2 separate regions of the Homo sapiens genome follow, and region 2 is linked to region 1. A link is a contact called in ENCODE Hi-C or POLR2A ChIA-PET data. All regions are on one chromosome and are shown on one strand. The core of a region is the stretch at or near the end of the contact, and the rest is flanking DNA. Distances in the headings are between cores, read along the strand shown. Region 1 overlaps DRC10 (dynein regulatory complex subunit 10). Region 2 holds the start of LINC00173 (long intergenic non-protein coding RNA 173).

Evidence for each region. A loop is a pair of places that touch in the nucleus more often than their neighbours do. ChIA-PET counts read pairs that join two places held with the same protein, here RNA polymerase II (POLR2A). Pooled maps may share reads with other maps.
Region 2: a loop to region 1 is called in a map with no recorded cell type, with 11 times the contacts of the local background. The contact joins the promoter of LINC00173 here to the enhancer-like site in region 1. A Hi-C loop is called at or near these places in 2 of 37 single-sample maps with no recorded cell type and 2 of 50 pooled maps. POLR2A ChIA-PET finds 5 or more read pairs at or near these places in 1 of 52 experiments (GM10248).

The regions. Positions count from the first base shown.
Region 1 is chr12:113,207,347-113,210,919 of GRCh38, forward strand. It overlaps DRC10 (dynein regulatory complex subunit 10), which reads right to left. Exons shown (of 5, transcript NM_001330452.2): 2 at 92-913. The coding sequence starts at 820. Among named protein-coding and RNA genes, the nearest start is that of DRC10, 12 kb to the right of the region's middle. RefSeq lists enhancers at 703-832, 1,043-1,352, 1,503-1,662. Within about 2 kb of position 1,270, at least 17 of the 41 ENCODE cell types and tissues checked have a DNase peak (open chromatin) inside an H3K27ac peak, as active enhancers do.
Region 2 is chr12:116,530,995-116,534,853 of GRCh38, forward strand. It overlaps LINC00173 (long intergenic non-protein coding RNA 173), which reads left to right and starts at 2,441. Exons shown (of 3, transcript NR_027346.1): 1 at 2,441-2,622. RefSeq lists silencers at 2,252-2,453, 2,358-2,407 and an enhancer at 3,816-3,859.

The sequences.
Region 1 (3,573 bases), core at 20-2,519:
TAAAAAAAAAATCAATCATTGAGGAAAAACCCAACCAACAAAAGATTTGTGTGGCTTCTTCAGTAATTTCAGCAATACTATGAAACAATACCTCTGCATTCCTGTTCTTCATTCTCTCCGCCAATTCCTTTTCAAGAGTATCAATGATTTGTTGGTTATTACTATTCTGTCTACTGATATCCTGTAAGAACTGGGCCTTATCCCTCGCTTCCATGGGACTAGTGAGTAGTTTTTCAAACAGGAAACCACGGAGCTCTATCAGGCTGTCAATAAAATTCTGGGCTTCTGCACTTCTACCCTGTGTCTGCATCTGCAGGAGCCTAGCAGCCTGGGGGTTGCTGAGCAAGAGTCTAAGGACGTTCTTGGTGGAGTCTTTGATCTGCTGCATAAGTGGTGAGAGGCTGGATTTCTGCAGCTCTATGGAAAGGAGGCGGTCTCTGAGCCACCCTTCCTCCTCAGCCTCTTTCTGCTCCTGCAATTGCCTTTCTTTCTCTTTCAGGCACCTGACGTTTTCAAGGAGGACCTGGCAGAGATCCTCATGCTCTCTCACTGCCCTCATGACGTCCTCCCCCAGCATCCCCTCCATATCCTCTCTGTTGGATGCCACATACGACAGCAAGGTCACCAGCTCCACCTTGTAGATCGCCTCATCCAGGATGGACATGATCCTTTTGGCCTCAATGGTGGTGAGTTTGGTCCTAGAGAGAACCAAGGGTTTTAGTGGATCAGCTGGCCTTTTAGATGGGTCTGTCTTTGGCCCTATTCTGTTGATGGCAGGGGCCTGATACAAAGGGGCCATGGCGAGAATGTCTAAAGCCATCTTGTGAGCAGCCCTCTGTGCCTCTGTAGGTCCACAGAGATGGAGACTTCGGTAGACTACTTGGGTCTCGTGCTTTTATTGTCTCTGGCCATCCTGCAAAATGAAGAAGTAGGTGTGAGTGCAGCTGTGCTGACATCTGTGTGGTTAGTGTGGCTGCAGAAACCACAACTGTTGACATCAAGAGTTCATCTTAGGTCCTCTGTCGCTTTTACACAGAACCTTTCACTGGAAGCAGTTTTCAGCTTTGTGAGGGTGTTAGGGCCACAAGGGCAGGAAGACCAAGTGTGGAGGCATCTCAGGCACATGTGTCAGGCGGGGACCAGCCAGGCATACAGACAGCATTCTAAGGATTTAAAACCAGAGACTGGTTACATCAGTGATGGGAGAGTTGAGAGGCCAACCAGGGGAAGACAAAGCCATCCCGCAATTGTCAATGGCAGGAAGCCACCACATGAAGAGATGGTGAGCCTGGGGCCCAGGGTCACCCAGGGGAAGTTTGAACCACAGCCATCAGTTCCCAGAGGAGCTAGAGACATTGCCGGAAATGCAGATTAAAGAAGGGTGGCGGTGGGGGAGGAGAAATACCCTGGTTTCTTTCTACTGCCCTTGGCCAAAACCAGCAGGAAACCAACTGACAAGCAGCCTGGGCGACGGAACCACAGGCCTCAGCCTATGTCTGAGCAGGACAGGGACAGGGCAGAATGCAGTGTAAGACTAACAGGACTAGGAATGGCACATTTTCACTGATTTTAAAGTTTTTTGGTTTGTTTGTTTATTTGTTTTGAGACAGAGTCTTGCTCTGTCGCCCAGGCTGCAGTGCAGTGCCATGATCTCGGCTCACTGCAACCTCTGCCTCCTGGGTTCAAGTGATTCTCCTGCCTCAGCCTCCTGAGCAGCTGGGACTACAGGTGCACACCACCACGCCTGGCTAATCTTTGTATTTTTAGTAGAGACAGGGTTTTGCCATGTTTGCCAGGCTGTTCTCAATCCACCTGCCTTTGCCTCCCAAAGTGCTGGGATTACAGGCCTGAGCCACCACGCCTGGCCATTTTTAAGTACTGATTTTAAAAATTGGTGGGTGAAATATAACTTTGAAATACAATTTAAAAAACTGTTTCACTAAATGTAATGTTGTATTCTGGATTGGGTTCTGGAGTGGAAAAAGGACATTAGTGGAACTGGAGAAATCCAAATCCAAATCCAAATCTAGTCTAAAGTTTAGTTAATAGCATTGTACCAACATTAATTTTGTAGGCGCTCTGTTACCCTGGCTGGAGTGCAATAGTGTGACCATGGCTCACTCCAGCCTCGACCTACTGGGCTCAAGTGATCCTCCTGTCTCAGCCTCTCAAGTAGCTAGGACTATAGGTGCTCGATGCCTAGCTAATTTTTTAACTTTTTATAGAGATGAGCTCCACTATGTTGCCCAGACTGATCTTGAACTCCTAGGCTCAAGCAATCCTCCCACCTTAGCCTCCCAGTGCTGGGAATACAGACAGGAGCCACCGTGCCGGGCCTAATTTTGTGGTTTTGACAAACACATCAAGGTTATCTAAGATGTTAACATTAGGGGGAGCAGAATGGAGGGCATACGGGAACTCTCTGTACTATCTTTGCAACTTTTCTATAAATCTACAATTATTACAAAGTAAAAAGTTTAGTTAAAAGACTATTTCAGGCCAGGCATGGTAGCTCACACCTGTAATCACAGCACTGTGGGAGGCCGAGGGAGGTGGATCATCTGAGGTCAGGAGTTCAAGACAAGCCTGGCCAACATGGCGAAACCCCGTCTCTAATAAAAATACGAGAGAATGCCAGGCATGGTGGTACGCACCTGTTACTCAGGTTAACCCCAGTTACTCAGGAGGCTGAGGCATGAGAATCTCTTGAACCTAGGAGGCGGAGGTTGCAGTAAGCCAAGTTTGCATCACTGTACTCCGGCCTGGGCAACAGAATGAGACTCTGTTTCAAAAGATAGATAGACAAATAAATAACTGTTTCAGAAAAATCTATAGGGCAATCAGAGATCAGTAATTTATATTGCTTTCATAGTACAATGGCTAAAAGTACTAGCTTTGCACAGCCCCACTTGGGTTCAAATCCTTGCTGGGGGTCTCTGGGCTGGTCATTTAATCCTCCAGAGCTTGGGCTTCCTCAGCTGTAAAACAAGAGTCCTCAGGATGAATGAGAAGCCTGCACGCTGTAAAAAATGTTCAATAAATAACTAATAGCACTAACCCAGGAAAACGAAAATCCCAAGTCCAGGACTTTAATGATTTCTGATGCAATTGCTGAACGAACACCTACTGCCTTGGCCAAGCACAGGGGCTCACGCCTGTAATCCTAGCACTTTGGGAGGTTGAAGTGGGAGGATCGCTTGAGCCCAGGAGTTCAAGACCAGCCCAGGCAACATAGCAAGTCCCCATCTCTTAAAAAAGAAAAAAAGAAAAAAAAAAAAAAAAGAACACCTACTGCCCAGGATGTCTGCTCACCCCCCAACACCATGTCTCAGATGGACACCCCCCATAACATCCCCATCCCTCACCCTGATTCTTCTTCATCTCTTCCCCCTTATCCTGTTCGTTCTCCAGGTTAAGTATCACCATCTGACATCCCTATATGCACCTGTTTATTTGTTTATTGTCTGTCTTTCCCCCTCTCCTAAGAAGTAAGCACCAATGAAAGCTGTAAGTTACTACTTACAGGTTACCTGTGCCACTTTTATTTTCATATTGTCTGTAGATGTGAGAAAT
Region 2 (3,859 bases), core at 1,191-3,690, 3.3 Mb after region 1:
CAAGGATGTAAAAAATTGGAGCCCTGGTGCACTGCTGGTGAAAATGTAAAATGGGCAGTCACTGAGGAAAATAGTGTGGCGGTTCTTTGACAAGCTAAACACAGAGTTACTGCAGAACCTAGCAGTTCCATTCCTAAGTATGTACCCCAAACAATTGAAAACAAAGGTTCAGGCCAGGCGCGGTGGCTCACACCTGTAATCCCAGCACTTTGGGAGGCCAAGGCAGGGGAATCAGGAGTTGAGGTCCTGACTGAGGTCAGGAGTTCGAGACCAGCCTGGCCAACGTGACAAAACCCCTTCTCTACCGAAAATACAAAAATTAGCCAGGCGTGATGGCGCACTCCTGTAATCCCAGCTACTCGGGGGGCTGAGGCAGGAGAATCGCTTGAACCCGGGAGGCAGAGGTTGCAGTGAGCCGAGATTGCGCCACTGAATTCCAGCCTGGGGAACAGAGGGAGACTCTGTCTCCAAAACATAAATAGATAGATAGATAAATAAACAAATAAATAAATGCAAATATTCAAATGAAAACTTACCCACAATTGTTCATAGAGCACTATTCACAATAGCCAAAAGGTGGAAACAACCCAAATGACCCCTAGCCAGTGAATGGATCAACAAAATGTGGTCCATCCAGGCAATGGAACAGCACTGAGCCATAAGAAGAAAGGAAGCACTGGCATGCGCTACAGCATGGATGAGCCTTGAACACATGATGCTGAGTGGGAGAAGCAGACACAAAGATTATATATCGTAGGATTCCACTTACATGAAATATCCAGAACAGGCAATCCATAGAGACAGAGAGCAGATTGGCAGCTGCCAGGGGCCAACGGGAGGGAAGAATGGGAAGTGACTGCTAATGGGTACCGAGATTCTGTTTGGGGTGATGGAAAACTTCTGGACCTGGCCAGGCATGGTGGCTCACCCCTGTAATCCCAGCAGTCTGGGAGGCCAAGGTGGGTGGATCACCTGAGGTCAGGAGTTCAAGACCAGCTTGGCCAACATGGTGAAACCCTGTCTCTACTAAAAATACAAAAATTAGCCAGGCGTGGTGGCAGGCACCTGTAATCCCAGCTACTCGGGAGGCTGAGGCAGGAGAATCACTTGAACCTGGGAGACAGAGGTTACAGTGAGCCAAGATCATGCCACTGCACTCCATCCTGGATGACAGAATGAGACTCTGCCTCCAAAAAACAAAACAAAACAAACAAATAAAAAAAAAAAAAAGATGGTGGCAGCTCACACCTGTAATCCCAGCAACTGGGGAAGCTAAGGCAAGAGGTGTGGCAGCTCACACCTGTAATCCCCAGCAACTGGGGAAGCTTGAGGCCAGGAGTTCAAGACTAGTCTGGGCAACATGATGAGATTTGATCTCTACAGAAATAAAAATAAAAATTAGCTGGGCATGGGGGCAAGCACCTGTGGTCCCAGCTACTCAAGAAGCTGAGGCAGGAGGATTGCTTGTGTCCAGGAATTCAAGGCTGCAGTGAGCTACGATCACACTGCTGCACTCCAGCCTGGGCAACAGAGGGAGACCATGTCTTTAAAAAAAAAAAAAAAAAAAAAAAAAAGATGGCGCTAGAGAGACAGTTGATACAGGGTATGGATGGTGACCATCATTGATCATCATGGCTGCTGGTGGGTAGTGGATGGGAGTGAGAACAGCATTAAGAGGAAGGCCAGTGATGAGGCGGGGACAGTGGTCCAGGAGGAAGATGCAGGTGGCCTGGACCAGGGGGCACACAGTGAGCCACGTGTGTCAGGCAAAACCAAGAGGGCTTAGTGAGGATCTGGATGCACAATCATTCAATATAGACTCAACTCTGCCCCTCCTATTCAGCACCTGTATGCACTTATGGATGGGAGGAGAGTGTTGGAGGGAGAAAGTATATGTTCTCATAGGGATGCTGAAGAACAGGTCAGAAGACCCCTGGCTTCAAATTTTGACTTTTTCATTGCCAGATCCCGAGAGAGTAACTTCGTTTCTTTGTGCCTGTGTTCCTTCCCCTGTAAAATCAAGGCCCCAACATGCACTTCATAGGTCGTTGTGAGACGGGGACAACAGCACCTGCCCTGGCTACCTCCTAGGGCTCTTGGGAGACCCAAATGAGTTGTTAATCCTTCAAGGACAACACAGATCACGTTGCTGGGCTGATGTCATTGCTTTTGGAAAGCAGGTCCCTTGAACAGATTCTCCCAAAGCAGTGACTTTAGGAACATCTCGAAGGCGACAGATTCCAGTTGTTAAGGCTACGATGAAATAGCAGAAGACTCTGGGAAGCAGCGTGCAACGAGTGGCAAAGGAGCCCCTAACGCTCTTTCTTCTGTGCTCGCCCCGCCCCCTCCGGCGTGGGCCCCGCCCCGACTAAGCCCCAGCCAGGCCCCGCCCCCGATGTTAGCGCAAGCCACGCCTCCTCAGCTCCCAGCCTTCTGGGTCCGAGGCTCCCACCTGCTCTAAGCGCTTGGTACCAGGGAGGGAATGGGAGGACGCTTGCGGGATAGGGAGGCGGGGGCTGGAAATTGGCAGGGTGAGAGCTGGGGAAACTAGTCTGGGACGCAGCCCTCCTTGTCCCCCTTCTTCATTCACCCCCTTGTTGAGGCCCTTGGCTTTTGCATAATGTAAGTACTTATTTAATGCGTGTGCTGGCTCGAGAGCTCTGCATTTGTCTTTCTGTCCTTCATATGCCAGTGTACCTCCGCCTTCTGTCTGTCTAGGTGGGAGCTCCTGGAGAGGAGGGTGCTTCCCAGCAGTTGCTGTTCGACCCCCAGCCCCGGGCCAAGGGCACAGAGAGAGAGACAGAGAGGCTGGGGCTGCAGTGGGGGTGGGGAGGTGGGAGCTGGGGCGGGGCGGAGGGAGCGAGGGGGAGGAATGAGAGCACCATATGACAGGCTTGTGGAACCACATCTGATGCCAACTTGGATGCTGTCCTTTTTCTCCAATAAAAGGAACTTTTCACTTGTTTTTCAGACACCCTTTAAAAAAATGTATTTAAAGAGGCTGGTTCCTATCCATCCGACTGGAGGCATCTCAGTGCAAGAGCAAAGCTAAGTCCTGCACACGCTCCTCCCCTCCTCCTCCTCCTTCTCCCCCCAGGTTTTCCCGAATGTATCTACTCCGGTTACAACTAGACGCGGCCCCTCCCCCACCTGCCTCCCCCCTTCCTTCCCTCGATCGTGGAGGGAGCGTTCTCTGTGCCTTCCCAAGTCCCCGTGGGGGACCTTCTATGTTGGAGTGGGGGGAGGGGGGGAGGGTCATATAACGAAGGCCAGAAAGAACAAATTAGATAATCAAAAGAATTATAGTAATTGCTTTCACTTTCCCCCGCCCGCTCAGCGGATTCCCTCCCCCGCCCCTCCCCTGGTTTTTCTGTCTGTCGGGAATACTCGGTCTTTCCGACCCCCTCCCCTCCCCCAGGTTCCTCCTCTCCTCTCCCCTTGCTCGCGCGTTCCCTCTCTTCCTCCGTTTTCTGGTGTGCTGGAACGTTCAGCGGAATATGATGAATGATCACCTGTCACAGCTTGTTTATTATAATGCAGGCAATCAATTACACATCCCCAATGCTGGCCGGCCCGCAGGAAATTTATATGCTCAGCACAAACCAATGTGAAAATGGAATCTCATTTGCCAAATGTCTTTCTCCCCGTACAGCACGATGATTACAGTCTGTGTTTGTTTCAACAGTCGTGTACAACTGACAGTGCCATCATTTACTGCCTGGCTCAGGTCACGTTACTCTAAGGCTTTATTTATGGTGTTACGAAGGGCAGCACAGGAAAAGGACAAGGGTGTCTGTCAGGGATGGCACTGTGTTAAAAAGTGGGCGTGCAAGGGCCGCATTCCCGGGCAGCCGCTGCA